7 separate regions of the Mus musculus genome follow, and regions 1, 3, 4, 5, 6 and 7 are each linked to region 2. A link is a loop called in an ENCODE intact Hi-C map of the cell type or tissue named here. Cell type or tissue: heart. All regions are shown on one strand.

Region 1 (4,000 bases), 330 kb before region 2:
GATGTCGCAGCAGGAATCCCTTGCAGGCAAGGCACGTTGTCCTTGAGGTTTCCTACAGCTGAGCTACAGAGATTTACAGTCTGCCATAGCTCATATTAACGTTTACTAAAAGGCTGCTAAGGGCTGGTGTGAAGGCTCAGTGGCTAAGATCACTCACTGACTGTTCTTCCAGAGGACCAGAGCTCAGTCCCTAGAGCCCACATTGGTCATCTCACAACGACCTGAGCCTCCAACTCCTGGAGATCCTCTTCTGACCTCCAAGGGGATCTGTGCACCTCTCTCTCTCTCTCTCTCTCATAAATAAATAAATAAATAAATAAAAATTTAAGGCTATTAAGACAAAACCCATTTTATTCTCATCTGAGGTTTAAAACACTAGTGATCCAATCTCCAAAGTTTATATATTTCTAGACTCAGAGAAATTTCTTAAGATACAGAATAATCTACCAGATTTTGTTCTTGCATGTTCAGACATATGCAGTGAAAAACTCTATTATCCAAAACAGTGGAAAAATAATTTCATAAGCTTCTGGATGTTGAAGTTATTACCTGAAACTTGCATACTTGAGATATACAAAGATTTTTTTCAATTGAGTAGCGTTTTGGTTTTTTTTTTTTTCTTAAACTCATGGTACATAAGTGGTACATTATAAGAAACTTTAATGATGGTCCCACAAACAATTATAAAAGTCTTTATTCCTAAAATACATAGATCTTATTGAAGTGGAAGAGCGTAGATTTGGAAATGTATTTTCCTAAATCACATACTATGTCTATCCTGGTACCAGTGTTTACTCCTCAAGAATGTCGACAGCAAAAGATAAGACAACTGGCCTTAGCATCCAATGAGAATAATAGTTATTCTCTTGGTTTAAAATGAAATGTAGACTCTTGATTTAAACAGAAAACAAAAGACAAACAACTCTTAGTAGTCAGCATTCACCACTAACCATCTGATTTCAGGAACATGTCTATTAAGTACCCGTGGTAAAGGAAATAGCATTGTCTCTATTTAGACCCCTTACCCCTCTGCAACTCTCCTCTGATCAGTGAAGCCAGGAAGGAGAGTAAGGAGGGAAGAGCCATTCCTGGATGTCTCTGACTTGAGCATAGCAGCACCTCCGCAGATTCTGAGCTCTTTGACAACATCTCTGTGTCCTGCTCTGTGTCTTGGATCTTAGGCCTTTGGCTTCCTTGGGCGTGAAGACCACCTAGAACTCAGTCAACATTTTGAGAACTCCCCTTGCTCCCGCGGCGTCTTTTTGTGGGCATTTCTTTGTCCCTATCCTGTACAGAACGCACGGTGGCCTGTCTTCCACTGCTTGCCCATGCATCGGGCTGAGTGTGTGAAAAGGACACACCTGTCCTGTTCTGCCTGTAGGAATGATATTGCCTCTCAGGTTCGTTTGTGCTGATGCTTCCCCCACCTGGATGCTGTCTCTAGGTTACTCGGGCCTGAATCAGGAACAGCCCACTCCGCTCCTCTGTTTTCGGAGGACACAGAGAAGTTCTGAGTGTGCTATCCTCAGTCTCTATACTGGGCCTCAAGGCTGAGACGCAGCTCTGCTTTTCTATCCTGCCTTCAAAATGGGAGTGGATGAAGACATCACACACACCTGTTGCCCCTAGGGAAACTCTCCCCAAATGTTCAACTCCTTAGTTTTTCTAATTTTAACTTTTTTTGTGGCAAATAGTGGGCATGAGGGGTGAATGTCGCAGGCTGATTCCTTTGCTGATTCTGACATACATGGACATGGAATTATATTTTTTTTTACTAGGACAGTAATTGTCATTTTCTAGCATTAAAAACTTAGACCAAAGTAGTTCCATGCTAAAAACCTTTCATGCTTACATTTTAAAACATGTTAACTTGTCCAGACCATGAAAAGAAAAATATCCCCCAAAGGAACTTCTGAGAATTGACATTAAATATTTGCTTTACATTCTCAATGTTTGCAGGAAGCAAATTTTCTGTGCTTTTAAGTTTATTTTCTGATTGTTTTTGCTATTTTAATGTTACATTCTGCTCCAAGAATGTGGTCTTAATTGACAACATGTGTCTTTAGGAAGTCAGTTCAGGGGACCAATTATGTTGTAAATCACGGATTACACTGAGTCATGTTTCATCCACAAAATTCCAAGTTGGCGCTCAATGTAGAGACAATAGAGATGAGCATGTAGAGACAATGGAGATGAGCATTGCTTTGCACATGGAACTCCGAAGAGTCCTCAGGGAGACTAATACTTTCTTGGAGGCACAAGGTGTTGCTCTCTGGTATTCTTCACCGTAGCTGTGAAAAGAAAGCAAACACTTGTCCGCACTTTCTTCCACTTTCCCACCCTTGGCTTCCCCTAGAAATAAAAAGGTCTTCCATGTTGAATGAAACCTTAATCCGGGTTCCAACTCTGTGAGTCAGTAGATGACCACCAGGGGGCAGTTATGTTAAGCTTGTGGGCTTCCGTCTGCGGGCATGGGGACTTATGGAAGGTTTCAGAGCAGGATAGTGACCTGCTCTGAAGATGAAATTGGCAGGCAAAGTGAAAGAGAAATAAAGGCAGAGCCAGATCCCGGGGCTGCATGACTCTGAGGAGAAGTGGTGCAGCGGCCCTGGGGAAGATACATCAGCAGAGAACAGCATTCTGAGATAACGCTGGAAGAAGTGTTAAGGGAGTTGGAGGGTGGGTGGCTATGGAGGGAGACTAGACACGGAGAGCAAGTTTTCTGTGCCTGGGATGTTTATTTCGAAGATGATAATTCTGAGTTATTGCTGCTTAGGCATTACCCCTTTATATGAAATCCATTTCGTTGAAGTAAAATTAATAAAAATTTAAAGTGTATTTTTGAAATTGTCATTCTTCAAAAGTCTCCTAGAATACTTAAAGTATCAGTCTCTGACATTTGTGGAGGATTCAGGATTAAAGTGTCAGCTGGTTCTGTGCGAGCATGTGTGTGTGTGTGTGTGTGTGTGTGTGTGTGTGTGTGTAGAGGAGGGGGGCAAATGTGATGTCTGCCTTCCTTTGTTAGTTATCATGTTTTTCTCCTTTATTAAATCACAGATAGTTGGAGAAAGAGGGCCCCGATCTGCCTTTCTAGTCTGATTTACAGTCACTAGCCAGTGGAGAATTATGGGTACATGTCTCAGGAGACCTTTGTGTTAATACATAAATCCACATTATGTCAGAGCACTTACACCTCGACATTTTAACAGAATGGAGAGTAAATGCAATGTTTGCCCAAATATCAGTGAGTTCAGCCCATGATGGTGTTGCATCTTGGAAAGTTTTCGAGCAAGCCCCTGAAAGATGGAAGCTAGAAACCAGACCCTGTCAAACACTGCTGTTAATGTGACCCGTGGATTCTGACGTTTTAAATTTCAGTTTTGCAATTTCTTTTTCCTCTGTCCTTTCACTGGTTCAGCTCTAGCAAAAGTAGATGATGTCAATTACAAAAATAAACACTGAAGCTTGAGGGGTTTGCTATTAGAGAACCTGAAGTTTTGATGTAAGATTCAAGATAAAGAACATCACGCCAGACTTTCCAAATTATGTAATTGGTTCTTAGCAAACAAGCACTTAGGATAAAAAAGTTTCAAAAGCCACATGTGTCTGGTTTCTCTATTATGGTGCCCTGGAGTTTTAAAGCCACCTTCCCCAGGTCCCCACCACACTGATGCGTATTTTCCTGAAGAGTGTCCCTTTCATACAGTTGCGACCACGTGTGTCGTGGCAGTCATCCTCCATGGGATTTCTGATTCACCTTTTCCCACCACCTTGAAAGGCTCTGTCAATCATGAGTTTGGATAAGGCATTCTTTTATATTTTCTAAAATATATTCAGGGCTGCGGAGTTGGCTCAGTAGTTAAGTAGTGTGTTGTACAGCTAGCAACAGTGAGGACCAGAGGTCAGCTTTCTGGCATTTACATCAATGCTGGGGGGGGGGGGGGAGTGGGAGGGGTCTGCTAGTAATTCCAGTGCCTTTACAGCAAAGTCACAGATCCTA
Region 2 (4,000 bases):
AAAAGTCACTTTAAAGAAAATATTTTAATTTCGATTTTATTTTTCATTGACAAGTAACTGCATCTACATATAGGATATAAGGTGATGTTTTGTGTGTACAATTTGAGCTAATTTGAATATCCATTTACCTCTCATATTTATCATTCGTTTGTTGGTAAGAACATTTAAAATCCTCTCTTTTGGCTATTTTTTTTATATGGCTTAGCTTATTTTTACTTGGTCAACAACCAGCATAGCATACCATTTTAGTAAAACTATAGAAAACATTTAACACAATGATATAGACATATGCATACAATTACATGAAAATAGGCAAAAGTTATTGTATAAGTCTATAAAGGCAAAAGAGAGGTATACTTGTATAAATCAACTACCATCAACAGTACTTACAGGAATAAAAGAGACCTACATGAGTGAATGGTAAGCAGATATGCCAGCCTAAGACTAATGTAAAGTGCTAGAAAATTATATAAGTTTTGTATGTTTAGGCTATGACGTGTTTCTTTCTCTTTTTTTTTTTTTTTTGCCATTTTTTTAAAATTAGGTCTTTTCTTCATTTACATTTCAAATGCTATTCCAAAAGTCCCCCATACGCTCCCTTGGCTATTTTTTTAATACAATTTATTGTTAAGTACAGTTAACATGTTGAGCAACCTGAGTGGGGAAGAAACTAATAGAAAGGGGGCTTTAGTCTACAGGTACACAGCCAGACAGGGCGAGTCAGTGCTGAAAGAACTCTGTTTGGAAATAGGCTGCTTGCCCCAGGCTTCAGCCACAGGCCGCTTAGCTCCACCCACACACACCAGCTACAGCTATGCTTTAACCCTTAGTGGGCACTATCACACAGTATTCCAGAAGGTATAAGAGCGTTATGTTTCTTGTTTCTTTGCACATTCCCAACATAAGTTTTGTCTGGGTTAGGTAAGAGGACAGCAGAAACACCGTTGGTAAGGTACAGAGAAATTACTGGCTGTAGTGAATCCTGACTCAAGGGCACAATGACTAAACATAGATCCAGGTCCAGGGCTCAGAAGAGATAATGGTTATGAAAAGTAGTTGAAGATGCCCAATATAAACAAAGTGCATCTAAGTGCTGGTATCACAGGTGGCAAGTAGGGGAGCCGGCCAATGCAATTATCATTCCTTAAAGGAACGAGACTGTATCAGGCAGGGCTTGTGCATTTGGAAAGAGCATTAGCAGAGCTAAGTACTTCATAAAGCCAAGAGACTTTGAGCTCTGAATCTCTCCCAGCTCCATGGAAAATGCAATCACCAGAGAGTTTGTTTTAAATATAAAATCTAATGAGACAGCTATGAGGATAATAGATCTGCCTTCTCCTCTCCAAGTTTTATTCAAAACTCATCACATAGACTTGGGGTAAATGACACACCTGAAAAGCAAAGCAAGCACACGCTGCTCTGTAGCAGGAACCCACCGGCAAGGGCTCTCAAACGCTTCCCTATGGAGATCTAAGCTGTAAAAATTAGTATTTTTCAACTCCAAAACTATATATGCAAAAACATTGGCTAACACTGTAGGGCCATGACTATGCTAGAATCTGATCGAAAAATAGTACAAAATTCCCCATATGGTGAAGGTCTCAACATTCTATTTTTAACAGATTTTGGAAAGATGGGTAGAAAACATATTAAATGCCTTCTCTGAATGGCAGTGCTGTGTCTGAATGTTTCTATTTTTATACTTCTATGCATATGTGTCATCTAATTCACATTTTTTTATTATCCTTTAGGGGAATGAAACAAATTTTCTACAAATTAAAATTCAGAAATGGACATATTTCTATTTCACCAGAAATGAACATTCACAATCCAAAACTCTAGCAGCTTCGCAGGCTTCATTTTTTACTTGCTGAATTGCTGTAATTATGCCAGGATATTTTTTGATATTTCTTCTTAAACGCGATGAGAATTTCTCTTTGAAACAAGAGGCTCCCTGCCCCCCCCCTCCCTTACCCCCAAACAGTGCCTGTGCTTTTTTTTCTGGAATCCAAATGAGATGCTTTAGCCAATGCTGATTTCAAAGGCTCCAGAAAAACAGCCTCCTCCAGCCCCTAGCCAACGCAGTCGCTGTGGCTTTAAGAGTAGCGTTCCGCCACCCCCCTGAGCCCACATACTTGTCCTCTTTGCACAGAAAGTGCCAAGCAGTGACATCTACTACAGTTTCTAGGACACGGTGCTCTCTGCTATACAGGGAGAAAAAGAGAGAGCGCGCTGTGAGAGAGAAGGCAGGCAGGGGAAGTGAACACAAACCCAGCTACATTCCCAGCGGACAGGCACTTCCCATGCAGTAATCCTGACCTGCTGTTTATGGCTGTTTGGCTGATAGGAAGCCCAGCTCCAGCGAGCTCTGGGGCCCAGCCTCCCCCCCTTGCTGTCCATTAATCATGAGAGGCTGTTACGAAGTGTACACAGAGTGGGAGTTCTGCCTAGAGTGGCCTCTAGCTGTCTCCAGCTCAATGAAATGACCCTGTGTGAAAACTTGTTTTATGAGAGATTGGTTTATTTGTAACTAAACTACTTCCTCCGTTATTTGATAAGCTCAAATATTTGCTGGTGATAGTCTGAGAGTGTCACATTTATTATCCTGTTTCTGTGGTTGCCTCACTCCTTTGGAACCAGCTCTGTTAACCCTTGGAAGGACAGCCCACGCCATCTTTCAGTTGGTCAGCATTATGTCAGACCAATTAGGATTTGTGACTCAAAGAGGGAGACTGTGTAGTTCCAAAACCACACGGACAACTCCAGAGGCAGAAGACTTTGATAAAAGTCCCCTAGGATTCTGAAACCACCATTTAAAAAAAAGGAAGGGCAGGGCTTCTGACTTCCTAACATAAATCTAAGGCCGTTCTAGACACATTAGTATTCCTGAAATGACAACTTTAGATAGGTCGGTGTGACTTCCTGTAGTTCTCCAGACCCCCAAAACGTCAGCTGTGTAAAGCGTGTGCGTTCTCAAAATGCTTAAAATGTCGTAGCATTCGGTGCTTTGACGCTTTGCCTGTTAGAGTCTGAGCTCATTTGCATTTGGCAGGACTTATTTCCTGCTTCCAGAGAAGGGGGGCGGGGTGGGGGGTGGAAGCCTTTGCTTGCTCTCTCAAAGGCTCAAAGGGCTCTCTGGACATATAAAACTATGTTTCCAAGAATTAAATGAACCAGAATGAGGCAGATCTCTTTTGGAATGAAAAGAAATACAGGCTTTTGTTACATGCAACACATTTGGAAAACCTAAATGGAATATCTCTCTTGACAAACCCACACTGGGACTGTTTTTGCAGCTCTTTCAGTCTCTGGTCAGCTACACGGAGTTCTCAGTGAATGCAGAAGAGGCTAAGGAAATAGCCACTTACGTGTGGCAAAATGTTCCAGCCTTGCAGAGATTTTTCCCAAAATCATTAGACCCACCAAAATGCTTTCCATTTGCCAGGCCTTCACCTTCCCCATCAGAATTTCCACAGTCCTCCAGCCTTGCAGCCCAGCTGTCAGTACCTCCTAAAACAGCCAGCCGTTTGTAGCTGAAAATGTAACCAAGTTTATACACTTCTAACCCAGAGAGCTCCCTGACGATCAGGCAGGAGAAAAAGAAAAACAAAGCAAAGTGGAGCAAAGCAAAGACGTTTTACTCTCAACTTGTTTCAAGGTCACAACAGAACACCCATGCAAGCTCCTTCCATGCTCATAAAAGAGGAGAATTTGGGCCAGCTAAGGCCTGTGGGAGGGCACATAAAGAGGGACCTGTACTGGGAACACAGCCTGGAGAGACCTTTTCCATCATGTGAAGGGGCATGGCTCAGGGTTCCACCTCTGGTTTCTTTTAGATCTCTGCAGGTAGCCTTTCCCCAAGACCCTGCCAATGGAACAAAACTTGGCCAAGTGATGACTAGAATTGTAATTATCTGAAATATATATATATCAAAATATAACTATATTTAATATGTTGAATAGATTTTATTATTAGTTTTCTCATTCTTTGTGTTTTTAC
Region 3 (4,000 bases), 230 kb before region 2:
CCTACTGCTTTCTGCTTTGGGAATGCTGAGTGACTTTACCCTGTAGAACCTGGGCCCATCTGAAAGAGGAAGGGATGAAGGCCAGCTGGGTTGGCTGGCTGAATGAGTGTGTTGCATGGATGGATCGTTGTTCACATGCCTCAACACTTTCTGCGACTGGTCAGCTTGGTAGCATTCATTCTAGCAGTGGTCAGTCTGCTCCTCTCCTTGAAGCAGAATGGGAGAGTGTGGAGGAAGGCAGGAGCAGGTAAGGTGGGCAGAGAAGACAGAATGAGAGGGAGAGAGAGAGAGAGAGAGAGAGAGAGAGAGAGAGAGAGAGAGAGAGAGGAGTTGCAGATCTGTATTTAAATCCGACTATTGCCCAAATAGTCTGCGTTTACCTGATATGCCTATTGTTTATGTTCTGCTTTTGCTTTGAACATTTAAAAAGGAACCAAACAGAAGCTGTACATTTTAAAGCAATGTTCAGGCTAGCAGGTGTTAAGAAATGCAAAGCGGGGAAACCGTTGCAACGCGACGAAATAGTCAGCATTACTTGCCCCCCACCGCCCCGCCCCCAAGCCTCTCAAGGTAAGATGGCTCTACTGTCAGCTCAGCTGCAGCCAAGACAAAAAGGCCTGGCTAACTGAAGGGACAGAGACAAGACAGGCAACCTCCTTTTAACATCTCAGGGGAAAGAGCTCACTCAGGAAGCAGAATCTCATGGCTCCGGAACAGCAATGGCATTGTGCCAGCAGACAACAGGAAGTGAGCACAAACAGACCCCTCCTCAACATAAACGCGCACAGACTTAACCTATGGCCGGACTTCTGCCCTTGAGTGACCAGAGCCATTAGGATGCAGGTCAAAAGGTTGTCGTGTGACAGAAAATGGAGCCTTATTGAATGAAGGAGAACTAAAAAAATTCTTTTGTTTGCTTCACTCTGGGGTTTGTATAGCTACTGTGATGTCATAATGGAGTCCAGAGTGGGAAAAAGAAACCCCTGATTTATCACAGCCGGAGACAGGCCGTCGGAAACTCAGTTAAACCCTGAAGGGGAAAGACAGGCACAAGAAGGAACCACACAAAAGTCAGCGTCTTCTCCGACGGGGGTGTACACAGTTATCTTTCTGAACATCAGAAGCTGAGAGAGAGACCACCAGAAAATTCCTGCTTTATCTATGAGGGCGGAAAGACAGATAGACGCTTTCCTGACCCACTGGCTTTTCTTCCCTAGACTCCAAGGTGTCTTCATCATAGTGGGCTAGGAGGGAAAGAAAAATGTGATTCCTAAATCTATACAACCGGGGAGTGTATTACATGATAGCATAGGAAAAATTCACACACACACACACTCACTCACATACAAACATACACACTCACACTCACACACACACACACACACACACACACACACATACAAACATACACACTCACACTCACACAAACACACACACACACACACACACTCACTCACATACAAACATACACACTCACACACACACAAACACACACACACACACGTATGCATACTTAAGCAGCTCTATACAGACCATGTATAAAAAGATGTGGAGATATGGCATGCCAGATAGAGTGCTCAACTTTACAGACAAGGGTAAGATCTGAGGTTTACTTTGTTTAGTTATTTATTTTTTAAACAAACAAACAAACAAACAACCTCTGAGCACTTTTAAAACGTCTGAATAAATTTTTTTTGCTCAGAATTTTCTTCTGGGTTAAAAAAAAAAATCTGACCCTTAAGAAAAGTTTGCTCCGATTCATCCTATAATTCTGTTGATAATGATGGCATGGAGGAGAGAATACTGCGTTTACCCTAAGGTAAATATCATTTGTGTGTTTTCTTTGATCCCAAATCTGGAACCTCGGTAGCCCTTTACGTCCTGATAGGTTTGCTCTGAGCTATATATTGTTCCTTTAATGTATCAACAACTAGGGAGCTACTGCGTCTCAAATTGAACTTTATATTTCAGAGAATCAAACACGTTTGGCAAGCGTTTGCTTTTTATTTATTTATTTATTTATTTATTTATTTATTTATTTATTTTTTAAGTGTGGGTTTTCAAACCCTGCCTTAAAACGTTCATGAGTTTTGTGTCTCATTAAACCTCTTGTGAAGGCACCGCGGGGCCTTCAGAAAGGAAGCCTTTGGCTCCTTACAGCCGCCGAGCAGCCTGAACACCCTCCTGGGAGATTGATGAGTCGGGCTAACCTTGGTGCCTAGATGGAAACTCGGAAACAAAGTGACTCAGAGGATTAAGAGGAAGTCAATGTCAGCACCAGGATTAGAATTCACACTTGCCTGGTTTCTCAGCCCAGGGACCAGCTCCCCCGTGGATAGCAGCTTTGTCTCCCTCTGAGTGAGGAGAGGACAGGGTGTTTCCACATGTGGAAAGACCCCTGCTATTCTCAGGCCTCTGCCTCGTAGGAAGGCCCTTCCTTTTAATAAATTGCAAAGCCGGGGGAAGTAACTTTGAGGTGATTTATTCTAATCTCCTCACTTTATAAGTGAGAAAAGGGCCATAAAAACGCTAGGAACAGAAAGAGCATGCTCAGCTTGCAGTACCACAATAGGGAAGCAAATTGGTGTGGTGCAAAGGCCTGCATGGGGAGGATTTGGAAGCCTGCCTTTGAAGCCTGGCTTTGCGTCTGATTGAAGTCCAGTTTCTTTCTGTCCCAGCAGAAAGCAACATTGCCTTTGGTGTTTTACGACAATCAAACGCGCAAAGCACCTAAGGTCTCTCGGGCGCTGCAAACATCTCTTCCCCATCGTTCTCATCTTCACGGCAGTTACACGTGTGTGTGCAGTTTTTCTTCATAAGAAAAAGGACTCTCAAAACGTCCCATACAAATGTCCAATCACTAATCCGTAGGACTGTATGGGACTTCTCCAAGATCGAACGCTTGGAATTTTCTTAAACTCTCCGAGGAACTGGATTCTCAACGCGTCTCTTAATGGTTTAATGCACTGTGCTCGCGGTGCCCGGAGCTGTCAGTGGTATCTTTTTTCCTGAGCTAGAGTTGGAGTTCAGGGTGCAGGCAAAACGCCATATGCTGAGTTCAGAGCACTCCAAGACGTTCTGGGAGGTGCTGCTTTCGTGGATGAGTGAGTGCTATGGCAGACATACCAAGCTTCCTCCGAAGAACCGTTCTCTCTAGTCCTGGTCTTGCTAGTTAGCCCTCCCTAACCCCTATCCCTAGACACTCATCCTTGCAAGAGCCTCCCCTTTCCTAATTAGACTTTCAAGCCCTTTGTCCTCTCTGGGATCCCTCGGCGTACTTTGCCTTATTTCCACTAAGAGGAGACAGGCAATTCATCTTAATGAGTCTGAGCACCCGGGGCAAGGTCTCCTGACTCTTCAATTCTGAAGGCGGGGTTGTAGGCCAAATGCCTCGAGAGGATGGTTGAATCGCAGGGCACTGGAGACCTCTGCGAGCAAGCCGAGAAGAGGCACTGGCTTTTTGCCTTCTAGAGGGGTTGTTTCACTCGGTGTTTTAAGACGATTAAAACAAAAACCATGACATCAACAGCAACATCCTTGAGTCCGCTCTAGAAGGAAGGGTTTATTTAGAGTAGGCAGAACTGGGAGGAAACATTTTTGTTTAAATAGGCTTCAGATCGTAATAGGATTGTTATGATAATGATGATTTAGCATCAGCTTAAGTGCTGCATCCTGGGCTGAGTTCTTTCTTTACAATGCCTCATTTAATCCTCAACACAGCTTCCCGGGGTTGGGGGGTGGGGGGAGTGCTGTATTACAGCCATCTTGCACATGGAGGACTGGAGCCCTTGACCACTTCGTCATCTTAGGAGCCATCGATCTTTTTGTTTCGGCATTCTTTCTCCCAGACTTAGGGTCTCTCACCCCTTACCCAGGAAGGTCAGCTTCATGGTCTCTAAAGTCTGCCCTCAAAGTCTAGGTCAATGGTGTGTACTGCGTCTGTAATTCCAAGACGCGTGCGTTTGCCTGCCCTCACCCACAGTAGCCACTGCTGTCTGCT
Region 4 (4,000 bases), 550 kb before region 2:
TCCTTTCCTCCACATCACTGTATCGGGAAGTTCTAGCAGACCTACTTGTGAAGTACATGTGGTTCCATCTCCACCATCATCCAATCGCAGTCTCAGCCTACAGTACGTTCAACGGAGTGTCCCTTCATTTAAATCTTACCACCTTCAGTCTCCACAAACCACCCTTACTTGAAGTCAAATCAGTCCTGGCCTGCTTTAAATAACCTCTGTTCCAAGTGTGTGTTAATAAGATCTTAATTCCCAGCCTGGACCTAAAGCTGGCCCCTGTCTACTGATTCCATGTCTTTCCTCTCTCTTCCCTATTCTTACTCTTTTTTGAACAAACCACATTGATCACGTATGTCCTCTACTAGGCCTTTCAGCTATTCTTCATTCTGAAAATGCATCATTCCTCGGAAATAGTGGGGCCTTTTCTCCTCTTTTAAGTTTTATTAACTATTCCTTGCTCAGACAGTTTCACTGACCAACAACCCTGAAGCAGCAGACCCCATTCAAACCACGGTTACATGGTCCTCTACTATCATAATGGCCATAACTGGGCATAGCTGAAGTGTATCTTATTGCAGCTTATCAACCCAGGAGAATGTTAAAGTCCTGTCCCAAAGCTCCCCACAGTATATGGTAAAAACTTAACGCATGCATTAAATAAGTGAATTACCTGCCACTGCATTTCAAGTTGCTATTGTAAATCAACGATGCAGAAAACAACCTATGATGTATTTTGCATTAAATAAATACATAAAATATTCCTAAAATCTTTCAATATTTCAACAGTCGCACAAACTACTCAATTTCTCCTTAAATGCCAAATATTCCATACGGATAGAGATTTGGGTTTGTTGGTTTTTTTCCCCCTTCTTCAAAGTAATAGGATGTAGGTGGCAAGGGGTCTGGGGCTTCCTGGGCTTAGCACCTGTTACATCTTCAATCAGTTAAGAGAGGTGCGTATGAGCCACACACCACATGGAAGACGTGGCCTTTCTTTAAGGGACTGTAAGCGAAACCTTAGGTTTTTAAACTCGAACTTCCCTGATCCCTAAGAAAAAGCCATGCACTTCGTCTTAAGAAGCACTGTGGAACTATCTACCACCGGGAGGAGAAGCTAGCACTCGGGAGGAGCCGAGAAGCCGATGTGGAGGGCCTCGGAAGACACACACAGGTGTACGGGGAAGTTTGCCATCGGTCTGCCTATAACGGGAAAGGGGAAAGCAAAGCAGGGCACACCGGTTCAAAGATCAGCTCGACCATTACAATCAAGCCCAGCTCCAGCTTTGGCTATGTTGAGCCTGGACGGGAAGGTGGGCGAACAGAGAAAGCAGAGCCTTGGGGGGACTCCCCACCTCCCGGTTCTTCGCTTCGGCCTCCACCACTGAGTAAACTGCCCCGATCGGGGCGCCCGCCTGTCCACCACCGCCATCCCTGCGAGCGAGCACTGCTCCCCCGGGGGTTACTCACATGGGCTCGAGGGTCTTGCTGAGCCAGGACTTGAGCGCCTCGAAGTTTTCGATGATCATCTTAGAAACCATCCACCGCGGCCCCGAGGCCGGCCTCGCTCCTGCGCTCGCCCAGGTCGCCGCCGCCGCCCCCTCCTCCGCGCGCCGTCCGCGTGGGCAGCGGTGGGAGGTGCCGGTGGCAGGTCCCCGCGAGCCGCGGGTCGGCGAGCACCTCGGCGGGGGCCGCCGCAGGCCACGCGCCCACCGGGTCCCCGGAGCTTCTCCCCTCGGCGGACCCTGGCCCGGGCTGAGGCAGCAACCGTTTGCCGGCCGGGCCCTCCCCCCTGCCCCGCTCCCCCAGTGAATCTTCCCGAAGGGGAGCCGAACGCGCTCCGACCCGGGCTCTCCTCTCAGCTTTGGGATTAGGTGCTTGGTTGGTGGCCACGCGGCAGAGCAGACGTGAAGAAAAGCGACAACGAAGGGCGGCTCAATGGGAACGGTTCGGGGGTCTTCCCGGCTTCCAGCACCCCCAAGAAGATGGCTGCCGGTAAATCTCGCGAGAATGAGTGCGAGTCTCGCGGTGCGGCCCGGAGCATGCTGGGAAGAGACGCAAGTTCGGCCGGGTGAGAGCTGGGCAAATCCAGTAGTGGATCGAGGATTGACCAATCGCAAGGGTTGAGGCCTCGGTCCCCTTTTATCCATCGGCCTTCGTGGTGAATAAGCACAAGCGCCGTCTTACTTCACCAGGATGGAGTGGCCGCGGGCTCCCAGGCCTTGTCCTCTGAGAGGATTGTGCTTGTCAGCACGAGTGAACCTAGAAGATGGGAGCTCTCCATAAGAAGACGGCCAGCAGTGTTTGCAGGGGTCCTGCACTGTGCGACCTGCCCTCGGTGTCACAGCATCCTCCAGTACCATCTTCTGTGTGTGCTGCCCCGTGCACACGATGGGTAAACACACACTGGTCTAATCTAACCCACCGAGACCTCCAGAGGATTAGTGTTCTTATCCCAAAGTACAGGACTTTTTGGCCAAGGTCTAATGACCTATGGATGCCCCAAACCAAAGATACCTTGTTGATTTCCAACCTACAAGAGAAAAAAAAAAAAAAAAAAAAAAAAAAAAACAGTTTTGTTACATTTTAAATTCTGTTCATTTAGAAAAGTTTCAACTTTTCTCCAAGAAATTACAATGTACTAAAGAAGAGCATTCAAACCAGCATCCTATATACATCATAGGTGGTCCCGCAAGTTTGGTTCTATTATATTATTAGGAGACTACCAAAGACTAGTAGGCAATGGGCCACAATGGAATGAAAAAATAGTGGAATGGACAAATGGAATGAAAAAGTAGTCCACGAGTCTAAAGACACGGTCGGTGAACCATAAAGAAAGTCTTGATGCGACAGAATTTGCAATATGCTGGAGTGGAGTGTCCTTTAAGCATTAACTAAAAAGGTTATAAAATACAAAGCTAGACGTTTGCTCTAAAATATGATGCCATGAGTGAGACGTTAATTAGATTTAAGCTAATGAAGAATTAAGATATTAATTAAGATGATTTAGCTAACTGAAATACCGCAGATATGAAAAGACAAAATATTTAGAATTCCATTTCTAGAGGTTGCTAGAGTCCCAGGAGTGACCGAATGCAGAATGGTGGTTGCCAGGAGGCAAAGGGGGATCTTGAGAATTACGTCTCAGTGATGCAGAGTTTCAGTTTGGAATGATAAGAGTTCTGAAACAGTTGGTGACTGAACAGTTTGACTATACATCTAATGCCATGAAGTTGTACACATACAATTATTAAAATGGTAAACTTTAGGTTACATATAGAATGTATAAATAATATACTATTGAGAATCGCGTGTTTCTGTTTAAAGGCACCATACCCAATATTGTCGATGAATCAATATTGACTCCTGTTCCCGGGCACTGTAGCACATGTTTAAACAAAGCCCGTATAGTCCATGTGCTTTTCTCTGTAAAATACATCATGGCCTTCTTATATGTGGGAACCATAGAAAGCACTCCACTGTTGCGTATGGAGAACGGGGGTATTTTAAATCACCAAGAAAAAACAATCTCATAAATGAAGAAAGTAAAACATAACCCCAAATGGGCCACCAAATGGGTCCTTATTTCCATTGTGAGAACTGAAAAAAAAAAAAAAATGAAGATATCCCCTTGTTCAACTTCAGCTGAGAACATACGCAGCGTTGGACTTAAATTGTTAGCCGCTCAGCGTATGGCCACAGTGAACTATAAAACCGCCACAAGTATTGGGTTTGGGGGTTACAGAGAGTCTAAAGAGTGAGAAAACTCATGACTATAGAATCTGTAAGTAGTAAGGACTAGCTGTATTCTGAAAGACTAAGACCACTGAGTGATAGCGGTCCCTCCCTCCTTCCACTGCACAGAGCTTGTTACCAGTCAGCAGCCAATCAACAGTCAGTCACACCCCGCCCCGCCCCCCCCCCCAAGCTTTTCTTCCTTAGCCTTTGTTATTCAGTCTGTACCTCCTCATCACTTCGTTTTCCTTAGACCTTTTTTCAAAGATAGAAATTTGAC
Region 5 (4,000 bases), 70 kb after region 2:
AGGCCACCACTCCGTTTTGCCTCATACTTTATTATGAAATAGTCATTCTGAACTGGGTATAAAATTATGCCAAATAGGGGAATCCCGATTCTACTGCACCGATGGTTGGCCCATGCTCTGTAAGTGAACTGCTCTCTAGCTACTTCTGGCTTCCTAGATGTCCTCTCAGAATCTGAAGCTGCAGTGTTCAAAGCAGCAACCTAAGTTTTAAGCACTCTAAGCAACTTGAACTTCGGGTTGAATTCTGAGCTGAGACCGTGGTGTTGGTTAGAGCGGGTGCTTTTACTCTCTCAGAAAAAAACGGTCCATGGCCAATTCACCTTCGAGTGCATTTTTCTATGACTGTAGCAATACAAATAAAACCTTTCACAAGAAATGCCACTTAGGAGAAATAAAGAATGCAAGCAGACATGTTTTGGCTACAGCACTGGTCGTTAAAACACACGGTGATTCTTTCATCATCCACGGTAGCCTCTGACTTTATAAAAACTCGACTTCACTTCTCGTGTCTTTTGCATACACAAACTTCTAAGCCCAAGTAAGACAACTATAACAATGTTAACAAATGCAACCATCAGCTAATAAAATATTTCACTAGAAAAGACAAAAGTCCCCTGTCAATTAAAATTTTATTCAACATACCAACTAGGTGCTATATTTGAGCAATAAATGAACAGCCTTGGTAGTAAGGGCACTTCTGAAGGCACTGCACAGCCAACAAGTACTCTCGAGATTGCTAAGAGTTTGCAGTTGCGTTAAGGCTGTCTCATTACAAATTTGGCTTGCCACATTGAGTTAGGAAATTTTCTTCTATCATTTACTTTTCCGAACATTTATATTCCTAGTTTTCAAGTTTGATTTATGTGCAAGCTACTAAATATTTTCTATTTTATTTTATTTTATTTTATTTATGTTGGTGGTGTGTCTGCATGTATATAACACATTTGTACAGGGAGAGAGGCGATCAGAAAGGGTGTTAATTCTCCTGGGACTTTAGTTATGGACACAAACGCTAGGAATCCAACCCAGGTCTTCTGGAAGAGCAGTCAGTGCTCTTAACTTCTGAGCCATCTCTCTAGTCTTCAATAAATATTTTTGAACCTCACACTGTCAAAACCTTGCTAGGAGAAAGAAAGAAAAAAAAGATCACAAAATCTCTTCCTGTGATCATGTAACAATCCCTAGGAATAAATACAGTTGCAGCCACCAGTCTTCTGAAGAAATATGGAGGCTCTCTGATTTCCAGAGAAATTTTCCTTTTTCAAAATGTATTTATTTACCTTTATTTTATAGACATTAGTGTTTTGACTGCATGTATGTTTGGGTGAGGGTGTTGGGTCCCCTGGAACTGGAGTTACAGATAGTTTTGAATTTCTATATGGGTGCTGGGAATTGAACCCAGGTCCTCTGGAAGAGCAGCCAGTGCTCTTAACCACTGAGCCACTTCTCTATCCTCTCCAGAGAAAGTTTCTTTGCAAATGATAAGATTATAAACTTTCTTGAAAGAAAAAAAAATAGTCTAGCGCTCAATAGCGTATGCTGTCTTTAATGAGAAGACCGAGAGACGTCTGGACTCATTTTAACAACTGAATAATGGATATTTGGGTAAATAGTAAATGACCTCTACATTTCTGCAATGAAATCAGGAGCCAACACAGCCTGTAACTTTTACTCTATAGTAACATACTCATTCTCTCCGTGCAAAGCCCAAGGAATGGTTGTCGCGTTGTATGTAACAATTTCCTTACTGTGTTTTATAAAAAGAAAATGCAGCAGGTGGTGCTCTGTAGGTTTGAGGTCAGCCTGGTGTACATATGTCCAGGACAAGCCGGGCTACATAGACAGACACTGTTTAAAAAAAAACAGAAATAAAAGATACCAAGAAAACAAGAAAGCAAGCAAAAAATGAATGAATGAATGAATGAATGAATGAATCGCAGGCAACTTCTACCTCTAATGTAGTAAGTAGTTTTGTTATGACTAACTTTGATTCTACATTCACATGCCTGTGTTTCAAGAGAACAGGGCTGAGAGCTTTTCCTACAAAGGATCCTAGAGATGAAAGGAAACTCTTGGTCTCCTTGTGGCCTACATCCCTAAGAGCAGAACAAGTAATGAACACTGGCCAGAACTGATAAATGAGAACACACAGCACCACGTGTTCAAAGCTGAGGACCTAAAATCCTCCCAGCCAAGGGCTCCACTAATTCAGAACTCAAATATCATCACCAGTACTTCAAACAATCTCTTCTTTACACTCAAAATTTTTAGAAAATAGTCCTAGTCTACTTGGTATGGAGGTCCTCACGATTGACAGGTCATTGCCTCCTAAGTATTTATAATGTTCTTCCTCACATTTCATCCCCAGCGATCAGTTTAAGATTTGGAGTTTTGTTTGTTTTAATTAGCCAGAACCTGGATTTTAAAGATCGGTGTTCACTGCTTACTGTTATGTGAGCCTGAAACTTTCCCCTTTTCTTTTCAAAATGTAAACGTGAAATAACAGTATTGTCTTCTTTGTAATGCAAATTCAGAGGGACAGAAGTGGGAGGATTGGGGGGGGGGTGGGGGCTAATGTTTTATTTTAAACTCAAATATGTCTCTCCTGAGTCACCAAGCTGCCCCCAGAGCACACAGAAAAGGCGGAAAGGAAGTAAAGAGGACTAAACTGATAACAACGAAAGGAAGGTAGACCACAGCCTGATAAGAGATCCCTACACATTCCTGCTAGGAACATCAGAAAGGGTCTGCCGGGGAGACAAGGGGAGGCGTCCACATTCCACAGATGCCCACTTAGGCCAGTCTCCTGACGCGTCCCAGAATGACAAGGGCGGGCCGGGAGTGGGGTGGGGTAGAAAGGGGGCAAATGTTGGGGAGATAAGAACAACTTCAACCTAAAGCTTTCTCCACTTCACAGGCTCCGCTCCCCATCCCTGCAGCGGGCAGAAAAACTGGAATAGCAAGCCAGCGTTTACCTCCAGGCTAACCACTGTAGGGGTTTATCTTTAAAACGTGAACAAGCTTCCTGTTTGAAGCCCGTGCTTCCAGTGCGGAAGAGGAGGCTAAGCCTCTCGTGCCCCTGGCATCTGAGCGCCCAGCTGACCTCTGGCTCTCTGCCTGCCTGGGGTTGGAAAGTCAGCCAGGTGAGCTGGTCTCCTATCTGTGGGCAGAGTCTGTGTGAACACTGTCTTGCTTGCACTACCTGTGTTCACGCTTAGCACCTGGAATTCTGGCGGCTTTCCTCCTTCTGAAGGAAGAGCGTGCAACCACATGAATACCCACAATAACACCCTGCACCTGCTGCTCTGTGTCTTTACATTTTAAAATGTATTTCATCTTGTGGGATTTAAATCTCCCTCAAGGAGGTACTATTATACTCGCTGTTTTACAACTCAGGAAACTAGGGGGCATAGAAATTTAACTACTTGTTCAAAGCCATCTAGTTAATAAGTGTTAGAGCTGAGATTGAAAGCCAAAAATCTGGCCCCTAGAATCGACATTCCTAAAAGCTAGGCAGCACCGCTTAACTTTGTTATCTACAGGGGAGGAGGGCGACGGGGGAGGAGTAGGCGAAAGGTAGAAAAGGCCATTGAACTTTTAATTATCTCAGAGCTTATCTCATGAAACTATGAAAACAGAAACATCCCAGGAAAAGGAACATGAGTTCTTAGAAGTTGAAAGTAGGATTCATACATATGTAAATCAAACAGCTAATATTAGTGAGTCAAGGCTTGTATTTGAACACAAATACAAGGTGGCAGAGGTAGGTGGATCAGAAGGTCAAAATCATCTGGCTACAGAATTAGTTTCAGGGCAGCCTGGGCTACATGAGACCGTGCTTCAAGAACAACACAATAATATAATTAAAAAAAAAAAAAAAAAAAAAAAAAGAGTCGTTTGAAAGGGAGACAAGGCAAAGGGGACCTTTCGAAATGTAGCGCTAGGAATCATTTTATTGAAAGAAAACATAACACAGATCGTGCCAGGAAGCTCAAAATTC
Region 6 (4,000 bases), 330 kb before region 2:
GTATAAAAGGAGTGAGAGGCCCAGGGTTCGGGGGAGATATAAACAAGAAGAATCAGGACTGAATAAACTGCTGTTAGAAGGACTGGTGGTCGCATCGTTCTTGCTGGTCGAGAGCAGGCGCGACAATTTTCTGAATTAGTAATCGATAGGGAATAGGGGAGGGCTCAACCCTTTGTGAGTGGTGCCATCCCTGGGCTGGTGACCCCAGGTTCTGTAAGAAAGTAAGAAGAGCAAGCCACAAGGAGCAAGCCGGTAAGCAGCATCCCTCCATGGCCTCTGCATCAGCTTCTGCTTCAAGGTTTCTGCCTCACTTGAGTTCCTGTCCTGACTTCCTTTAGTGATGGACTACAATGTGGACTTGTCAGCCAAGTAAGTATTTTCTTCCCCAGCTCTCAGGAAATAAATAAATAAATAGAGAAATAATAAGCAAATAAAGTTTTCTACAAGTCAGCAACAGTCCCCACAAACATGATTCTATATGGGAAGTGGGATTTTTTTTTTCCCTCATTGGGCTGCTCAGTCAGTTACTTTATGACAGAGCAAGACAGTGCAGAGGCTTCTCCATCTTGCGTTCTTGCTGAGGCCATTTTAGGTTTAACTAGAATTTGATTTCCTTGGGAGAGAATCCTGTGGAAAGTTATCCAGCTCCACTCTAGGAACCCAAGGTCAAGACGTCCTAGCTAATTTATCTCAGCTTCGCTTAGGCTGCTCGCTTGTGTAAAACCTCTCCCGGATATGGCCGCGTTGGTCTTGTCTTTGTTTTTGTTTGTGTTTTTCCTTTTAAAACCCCTCGCTCTAAGTCCTTGGTGCTCTGCGTGGGTCCTGAATACCTGGGTGTAGTCCCATCTAGCTGGAATAAAGACTTTCAATTGCCTATGGGCTGTGTCTCGGTGATCTGGTGGGATAGGTGGGGTCCCTGCAACAGCTCCTCTAAACACATAGCACACACTCTGAAATTTACACAAGCACATGAACAATAATAAAGCATCTCTCCCCCTCAATAAAAATGGAGGCTTAGGGCTATCAGAAAACGGTGTTCAATAAACCCCAATAGAAGCTGCACAACGTTTGATAGTTTCCATTCAGGATTCCATTCTGCCACCTAAGTTGTTTGTTTGTTTGTTTTTTCAGGACAAACAAGTCACTAAGGCCAGTGAAGATTCGGTGGAGAAAGTAGCAAAGAATTTATGAACAAACTTAAATGTATGCTGTGCGTTTTGGTAGATTGTTTACATCCCTTCATTTGCATGTCTAAATACCCAGATCTTCTAGTTCCTCAGCACTGGTCCAGATGTAAGATTCTCTACTGAAGCTCCGTGAGCCTCTTGATATGAGGCCTTGTGATCTGGCTTTTCTCACCCTTTCATCCAACCCTTAACATCAAATGGGAGACCTGGCACATCATAGCTATGGTCAGTCAGGTTCAAACAGGAAGACAGACGCCCCATGACGAGCCGCTGGCAACAACAGTCATGGAATCTGCATGTGTCGCGACGGCCTTGATGAGGCCCTTCTGCTGTCTCAGGATGATTGTCTGTGGCTGTTTCGTTCTGCACTGTGGATTCTCCCCTGTGGTTACTAAGTCAGTTTTCTTACCCCCCTCTCAGCCCCCCTCCCCCCCCAAAAAATGATCCTTGGCTTTCGTAACTAAGCTTAAAGAAAAGGAATCAAACTGTTTAAATCAATGACCACACCTAGCGCTGAGCAGTCTGCAGTGCTCTGATACTGGATGTAAACATGACTCAGTTTATTGTATACTTTTGACTTTTACTCAATCTCAAAGAAATAGAACACCCATTCTAAGCGGCAGAGTATCTATTTGGGAGAATGTCGCAAGAATAACAGAGCCGATGCAAAACAAAGTTTTCCATTTTCAGTCTTGTGTGGCTTGGCATTAATGGGGACATCTAGGAAGAGCTTGCGCTTTGAATTCTAGTTCCACCAGAAATAAACAGAGGTAAAGAAGGAAACTCATTGGTCCTCCCCCTCCTCCTGATATTTGCTATTGTTTTTATTAACTTACTTTTTATTTTTTTGTCTTGTAAAGATGGAAGACAAAGTTCCTTTTACAGAGATAAGAGTAACTACTGTGGTTCATATTTTTAGCTATAACCCATGGTCACCATGAACTTTCTGAGAGCATTTTCCTGTCACCTGACTTATAGAGACATTGAGAACTTCTTGAAAGTCAGTGGATTTATAAAGGCATATTAAAACTTCTTAATATGATAAAGGAGCATAGAATAAAACTTGGACATCAGGCCAAATTTTTTTTCAACTTTTAAAAAACTTGCTTGCCGAGATGGTTAAATCGCACTTTTAGCACAATCTAACGTACGCCTTCTTTTCTTCTCAGCAGCCTGGTAACTGTTGGCTTTTTTATTTTGTTCTCAGGCTAAGGGCAGATAGGCATGTCCAGCACACACTTGGAACTGATGACAGTCATGAGCTAATGATTTGATAGCATGCATATGTTCTTCACTCTCTGAAGAGAAGCTTGGGTGAGTATCAGTTCTGACAGACTGGGATGCCTTATCCAACTCGGACTGAACCAAGCCAAATATTGTTGGCAGTTTTCTGGTAGAAATAAGATATTTCTTATGAAGCAGCTAAATTCTGACTTAGAAATAAGAGCTCCTAAAACCGATGTGCTTCTGTTTCTGTCTTCAGAGGTGACTATCTGTGAAACAGCAGAGCCTTATAAGGAACCTGGACAGGGATCAGACAAAATAAACAAGCCATAGCCATGAAAATATAGGGTTTAGAGAAAGCAACCCAAGTTTAATTTTACAAGAGGGAAAAGATGGCAGTAGATAAGCTCTTCTGACCCACAAAATATTGCTCCTACAATGTGTGGGAAAATAAACCGACCACAGGGAAACCACACCGAACTCTGAAGAAATTCTGTGCAGAGTCTGGTGTTGATCATAAAAGCATTTAATGTACCTCCCTTCTACCATATTCATATAGGAAGAGGATATTTGGGTGGTACCTAGAAGTTAGAGCTGGAAAAAGATTTAAATTGTTCTTTAGCAAGTCTATAAGCTAAGGAGTCTAAGATACTTAGCTCAATGCTTCTGATTATATCACCAGAGCCTCTGACCTCATTTAACATGTCTGACCACTCTGTCACTATGTTGAAACCCACTGTTTTTGTCCCTTCCTGTCACGTATTTTATAACTGTAGTACTGCGAGTTTTATAATTTTATACAAAAAAAGTACTATCTTTGGAAGTAGGGATTCAAGATGAAAGAAGAGGAGGCAGAGAAAGCAAAGCAAAGAAGAGAAAAAGAAACTTTTGTCCTTAAAGACTTACTTTCTAGATTGAGTCAAAATCAAAATGCTCTGTCTGTCTGTCTGTCTGTCTATCTATCTGTCTATCTACCTACCTATCTATCTACCTAACTATCTATTGTTTTCTTGGGTAGCACTCTCTGTGTAGCACTGGCTTTCCTGGAATTCACTCCGCAGAACAAGCTGGCCTCAGACTCCGAGATCTGTTTGCCTCTGCCTCATGAATGCTGGGATTAAAGGCATGTGCCTCCACTGCCCAGCTAATGCTAAAGTTACTTCAGGGAATTTGACTGGGAAGTCTTTTGTTTGTTTGTTTGTTTGTTTTTATTTTGAAAGACTTTCTAGAAACAGTGTCCTAGGTGAAGACAGGGAATTGTTCTTGAGTGAAATATGGGACAATTATTACGAACTTTTTATTTATTTTTCTTTTACTGAAAATAGATTCTTCAGGATACACAGAGATACAAAGTGAAACTCTATCAAAAAAAAAAACAAACAAAAAAAGAAAGACAAGAAAATAAATTATTTTCTAATACTACATTTTATCATACAATATATCCTGATTATAGTTTCCCTCCGTCTACTTCTCCCAGTGCCCACTGACTTCCTCTCCTTTGTGGATCCACTTCCTTTTTATCTCTCCTTAGAAAAGAACAGGCTTCTAAGAGATAACAGCCAAATATGACAGAATCACTACAATAAAAT
Region 7 (4,000 bases), 250 kb before region 2:
AGAAGCTGCAGATTCTCATCAAGGACTTTCCCAGACTAGCCTCTTCCCCTTCGGATTCCTTGTCCTAATCTCATCCTGGGAGCTTTAAAGGTACTTAACCCCAGGGAACTGCTTAAATTCCGGAATGTAAACAAACATACCTCACAGAAACATCTTTGTTAAATTTAAAAGAAATGAAGGCTTCATGGAAACCAGGCAGCTCCTTTTTTTTTTTTTTTTTTTTTTTAGATTTTTCTGATGATTTATTTAATCGTGCACTACCCTCCCCCAAATATGCACTCAACCTACTACCCTCACAGATACACTTGTGGACAACACCGAATTCGGACATGGTGAAGGGGTTCCTTCTCTTTGTCCGACCTTACCAGTAGGTAGGGGTGATAGCCAAAAACAGTCCAGCCAGAGAACCAAAAGGCAAAACATAAAACAGAAGAAGGCAAATGTGCTTGTGAAATTTGATTGTCATTTACAGCCTTGGGGAGTTGATGTGAGCTCTCCACAACGGAGGGTCTTGATCAGTAAAGACGTCACAGCATTATGAATGCTGGTGCAGGTCTGTGTGGTTTTCATGTCTATGTGCTTGTGTGTGTGTGTTAAGGGATTCAGGTATGTCTGTCTGCTGGTACGTGCGTGCATGCATGCGTGCTTGCACTGGTAGAGATAAGTAGATATCCTTGGGTGCCACTCAAATGCCTTTCATTTTTTTTCCCCTTGAGAAAAGTTCTCTCAGTGTCCTGTGCCTTCACTGTGTAGGCCAAACTAGCTGACCAGTGAGCTGTGCCTCCCTACAGCTTGGATTGCAAGCATGTATCACTACACTCAGCTTCTTTTACATGGGTCCTAAACTCAGATTCTCTTGTTTGAGAGGCAAGCACATTCATTACCCACTGAGCCATCTCCCTCTCCTTGAGAGCCTGTTATAGATATATACATCTATCTATCTATCTATCTATCTATCTATCTATCTATCTATCTATCTACATACGCATGTGTTTATGTATATTTTATATTTATATAAATTTATATATGGGTATGTATTCGTGTTAAAGAATCTAGTTTGATGTCTGATACATTATAGTACCCAATAAATGGCATTTCCACTTTCTTCCTATATTAGATTAGGAAGACCTCTTAAGAATCAACACTTAAAATAATTTATGAAAATTTAAAAACTGGAGAGCTTTAAAGAATGCCTCTTCTCTTAATTTCTTAATTGCTTGCAGTTGCAAATTGGGATAATTAGGATAATATATAGGTATGATCTTTTATTTACAGTATTAGATAAGCCTTACCAATTAGTTTATCAATAAGATTGTGAAGAAAAATGGTAACAGAGAAATAATGTATGTGTTTGGTCTAATATACACATCCCTGCTTCTAAAATCACATCATTGATACTGGATTTTCCAGCCAATCCCAAAAATAGATAATTCATCTCTGATACTGTTTATTAACCTAGTAAAACTGCCTCTGGGCCCAATTTCCTAGCAAAGGAATTTAAAGGTAACCCTGTCAGTTAAGCTGTAGATGTCTCTTCTTTCTTTCTTTCTTTCTTTCTTTCTTTCTTTCTTTCTTTCTTTCTTTCTTTCTTTCTTTCTTTCTTTCTTTCTTTCTCTCTCTCTCTCTCTCTCTCTCTCTCTCTCTCTCTCTCTCTCTTTCTTTCTTTCTTCTTCTCCTGACTTCTCCCAGCTGTTAGCACTGTCTCATGATGCTGTCACCTCCCACAGCTTCCTGGAGAAACTGTCCCAGTAATAGGTTGAGGTGGGGGTAGATGGGTGGGGATGCACAGCTAGGTTTCATCTGAGCCAGTAGCCATATGACCCCATATTCATGCCCGTGTAGTTTTTTCCCTCACAAGTAGTTGTTAAGTTGTTAATTCTGTTTTTGATAGGTTTTAAAAGGTGTGTGTGTGTGTGTGTGTGTGTGTGTGTGTGTGTGTGTGTGTGTGCAAAATGCTGAACCCGAGAACCAAGAGTGGTTGCTATGAGCTTTGCAACATGCACACGGGCGTGCACGCGCGCGCACACAAATACACGGACAAAGGGATAAATTGAAAAAGAAAGCAAGTAGCCCCTTGTTTGGTTCAGCAGTCTGGTCAGCCCCGCAGATGAGGAAGTGCGCCTTTGTCCCACGCTAAAGCCTTGTTTTCGTCTTTATTGTCTTTCGGGGTAAAATCGAGGGGGAAATTCACCTGTCTGGCTCAAAGTTAAACTGCTGGCTTTAATGTGACTGCATGGGAACTCGGGTTTATTAATGAATACAACATACCCGCTTTGATTTGAAAGCTTTCACCCTGCTGAAAAGATTCAAAAGGCATCGCTTCCTGCACCAGCGGTCTTCCTTTATCCCTCTCAGCGGTTCACCCCTACCCAGCTGCTATATCTCATTAACAAGCATTTGACCACTGCAGCAGGCCTGGGAGTGTTGACACTTGAAAGGCCCAGGCAGGCGTGGGCAGGCCATCAGCTATGGCAACAGGAAACTGCCCCGGAGACAACACTGAGAAAACGGGCAGCTGCAAAAGCCAAGTCCGGGTAGACATAAAGGGCCGCCTGTGCCCACGTTGGTCTGGGGTATCGGTGCGTGCCTGTGGATGTGAATTGGCGAGTCTATTTACTCATGCATGGGCTGTAAATGTTGCCATCGGCGTGTATCAGACTCTGGGCTTTTTGACAACTCAGGATGGATTTTTTATTTTGACTTACAATGTTCTTATGCCTAGCCCCGTGTTTCAAAAAAAATCTTCTTGTTCTCCAAACAATGTAAGCTGTTGTTTATGGACAGAATACTCATGAGAGTGTCAGGCTTGACGCACACATTCCATTCTCTTGGCTATCACGTGTATAAGGAAAAACCTATGTGCCTGGATTCTCATACAGTTATCACGCTACCCCATTATTTTTTCAAAAACAAGCCAATCCGTGAAATTATCTTATAAATATGTGAGATTGCTGTAATCGTTTCTGGTTTAGGCTTCAAGCTAGGATGGTTTAAGTAGAATATGTTAAGAATAGAAGTATTGTTCCAGTTGTATAAACTTAGCTCCAACAATTCTGTGGGATATCGTATTATTGGTTATAGTGATTTTAAATACAAATTTAAGTAACATTTATTTCTTACTCCCTGAGTGGTGGCCTTCTCAGTAGTATCTCTCAGTGGTATGTTTCTGAATGTACTAAATGTGTTTGTGCAGTCATTGGGGGAATCTCGAATTACAGACTATCTTGTGTAAAACCTGGGGCAGGAATTTTTCAAACCTGTAAGTTCGTTTTCAAGGTGCTCTGGTGGCCAGGTGACTCAGCAGCCAGTTCCTACCTCACAGGAGCTGTGTTACATTCATGTTCAAAACTGACCCCTTTAAAGCCATGATAAAAGAGATAACTCCCCAATAGAGGAAGAAAGGATGCTAATTAAAAAAAAAAAAGATGAATTCAGTGAGCTCCAAGAGACATTAGGTGACTGTGTGCAGAGTAGTGAATTATTTTCCTGTCACCTTCAGTACAATAGACAATTGGTGATTATTACTTTGTAGTATGTCATTAGCTTAATTCTTTTTAGTAATTTAGATTTGTGAACATTTGCCTATCAGTCATCAAAAATAAAAACCTCTCCTACATTATTCATATTGCTACATTGTCTATGGTTCTGTCTAGTAGAGTTAAGTAATTAGGAAGCGTTTTCTGTGTTTAAAATTATCCTGTCTTCAGTTATTGGGGAGGGTCAGAAAAGGAGCAGTTGAGAGCGGCGAGTTCCCCAGCTGGGCTTTCCTCCATTCTGTCTTTCACTTCTGTGCTCCAGGGGCAGAGAAGACAGCAGCAGCTAGTATGGATGTTCATGTTCCTGACAATACAGCAAAGATAGAAATGTGTTCCCGAGGGCCATTCACATATTTCCATTTGACTTCTGCTTTCCCATCCGGGTGGCCTTGGGTCAAATTCACATTCACTGAACAGAAAGATAACCAGCTCTGCTATCAGACGGTGGGAGGAGCTAATTCCAG

What was found. Hi-C counts contacts between places; a loop is a spot of excess contacts. Peaks named below come from ENCODE experiments on the same cell type or tissue, not always from the same donor. Only the 100,000 strongest peaks of a DNase experiment are listed, where the experiment ranks them.
Region 1: a loop joins it to region 2, with 5 times the contacts of the local background. A loop is called at or near these places in 7 of 42 quality-filtered maps.
Region 3: a loop joins it to region 2, with 3.0 times the contacts of the local background. A loop is called at or near these places in 6 of 42 quality-filtered maps.
Region 4: a loop joins it to region 2, with 3 times the contacts of the local background. A loop is called at or near these places in 4 of 42 quality-filtered maps.
Region 5: a loop joins it to region 2, with 2.2 times the contacts of the local background. A loop is called at or near these places in 3 of 42 quality-filtered maps.
Region 6: it touches region 2 in a loop (4-fold over the local background); 7 of 42 quality-filtered maps call a loop at or near these places.
Region 7: it touches region 2 in a loop (2.5-fold over the local background); 7 of 42 quality-filtered maps call a loop at or near these places.

Annotation. Positions count from the first base shown.
Region 1 is chr14:105,395,188-105,399,187 of GRCm38, forward strand. No RefSeq gene overlaps it. Among named protein-coding and RNA genes, the nearest start is that of 5430440P10Rik, 30 kb to the right of the region's middle. In heart, a CTCF peak has its summit at 2,432 (motif pointing right); a DNase peak (open chromatin) is centred at 2,564; H3K27ac peaks cover 701 bases.
Region 2 is chr14:105,730,139-105,734,138 of GRCm38, forward strand. No RefSeq gene overlaps it. Among named protein-coding and RNA genes, the nearest start is that of Gm35967, 3.8 kb to the left of the region's middle. In heart, CTCF peaks have their summits at 2,228 and 2,441; DNase peaks (open chromatin) are centred at 2,273 and 2,973; H3K4me3 peaks cover 2,788 bases; H3K27ac peaks cover 3,236 bases.
Region 3 is chr14:105,498,835-105,502,834 of GRCm38, forward strand. It overlaps 4930449E01Rik (RIKEN cDNA 4930449E01 gene), which reads left to right. Exons shown (of 3, transcript NR_045921.1): 1 at 1-247. Among named protein-coding and RNA genes, the nearest start is that of 4930449E01Rik, 2.0 kb to the left of the region's middle. In heart, no CTCF peak of the experiment used is centred here; a DNase peak (open chromatin) is centred at 2,237; H3K4me3 peaks cover 1,189 bases; H3K27ac peaks cover 2,615 bases.
Region 4 is chr14:105,175,327-105,179,326 of GRCm38, forward strand. Rbm26 (RNA binding motif protein 26) reads right to left here and starts at 1,988. Exons shown (of 22, transcript NM_001368684.1): 1 at 1,456-1,988. The coding sequence starts at 1,526. In heart, no CTCF peak of the experiment used is centred here; DNase peaks (open chromatin) are centred at 1,495 and 2,005; H3K4me3 peaks cover 2,684 bases; H3K27ac peaks cover 1,864 bases.
Region 5 is chr14:105,800,030-105,804,029 of GRCm38, forward strand. No RefSeq gene overlaps it. Among named protein-coding and RNA genes, the nearest start is that of Gm41239, 21 kb to the right of the region's middle. In heart, no CTCF peak of the experiment used is centred here; no DNase peak of the experiment used is centred here; H3K4me3 peaks cover 1,187 bases; H3K27ac peaks cover 1,198 bases.
Region 6 is chr14:105,401,991-105,405,990 of GRCm38, forward strand. No RefSeq gene overlaps it. Among named protein-coding and RNA genes, the nearest start is that of 5430440P10Rik, 24 kb to the right of the region's middle. In heart, no CTCF peak of the experiment used is centred here; DNase peaks (open chromatin) are centred at 1,481 and 2,431; H3K27ac peaks cover 1,616 bases.
Region 7 is chr14:105,481,084-105,485,083 of GRCm38, forward strand. No RefSeq gene overlaps it. Among named protein-coding and RNA genes, the nearest start is that of 4930449E01Rik, 16 kb to the right of the region's middle. RefSeq lists an enhancer at 1,090-3,880. In heart, no CTCF peak of the experiment used is centred here; a DNase peak (open chromatin) is centred at 2,428; H3K4me3 peaks cover 1,070 bases; H3K27ac peaks cover 2,426 bases.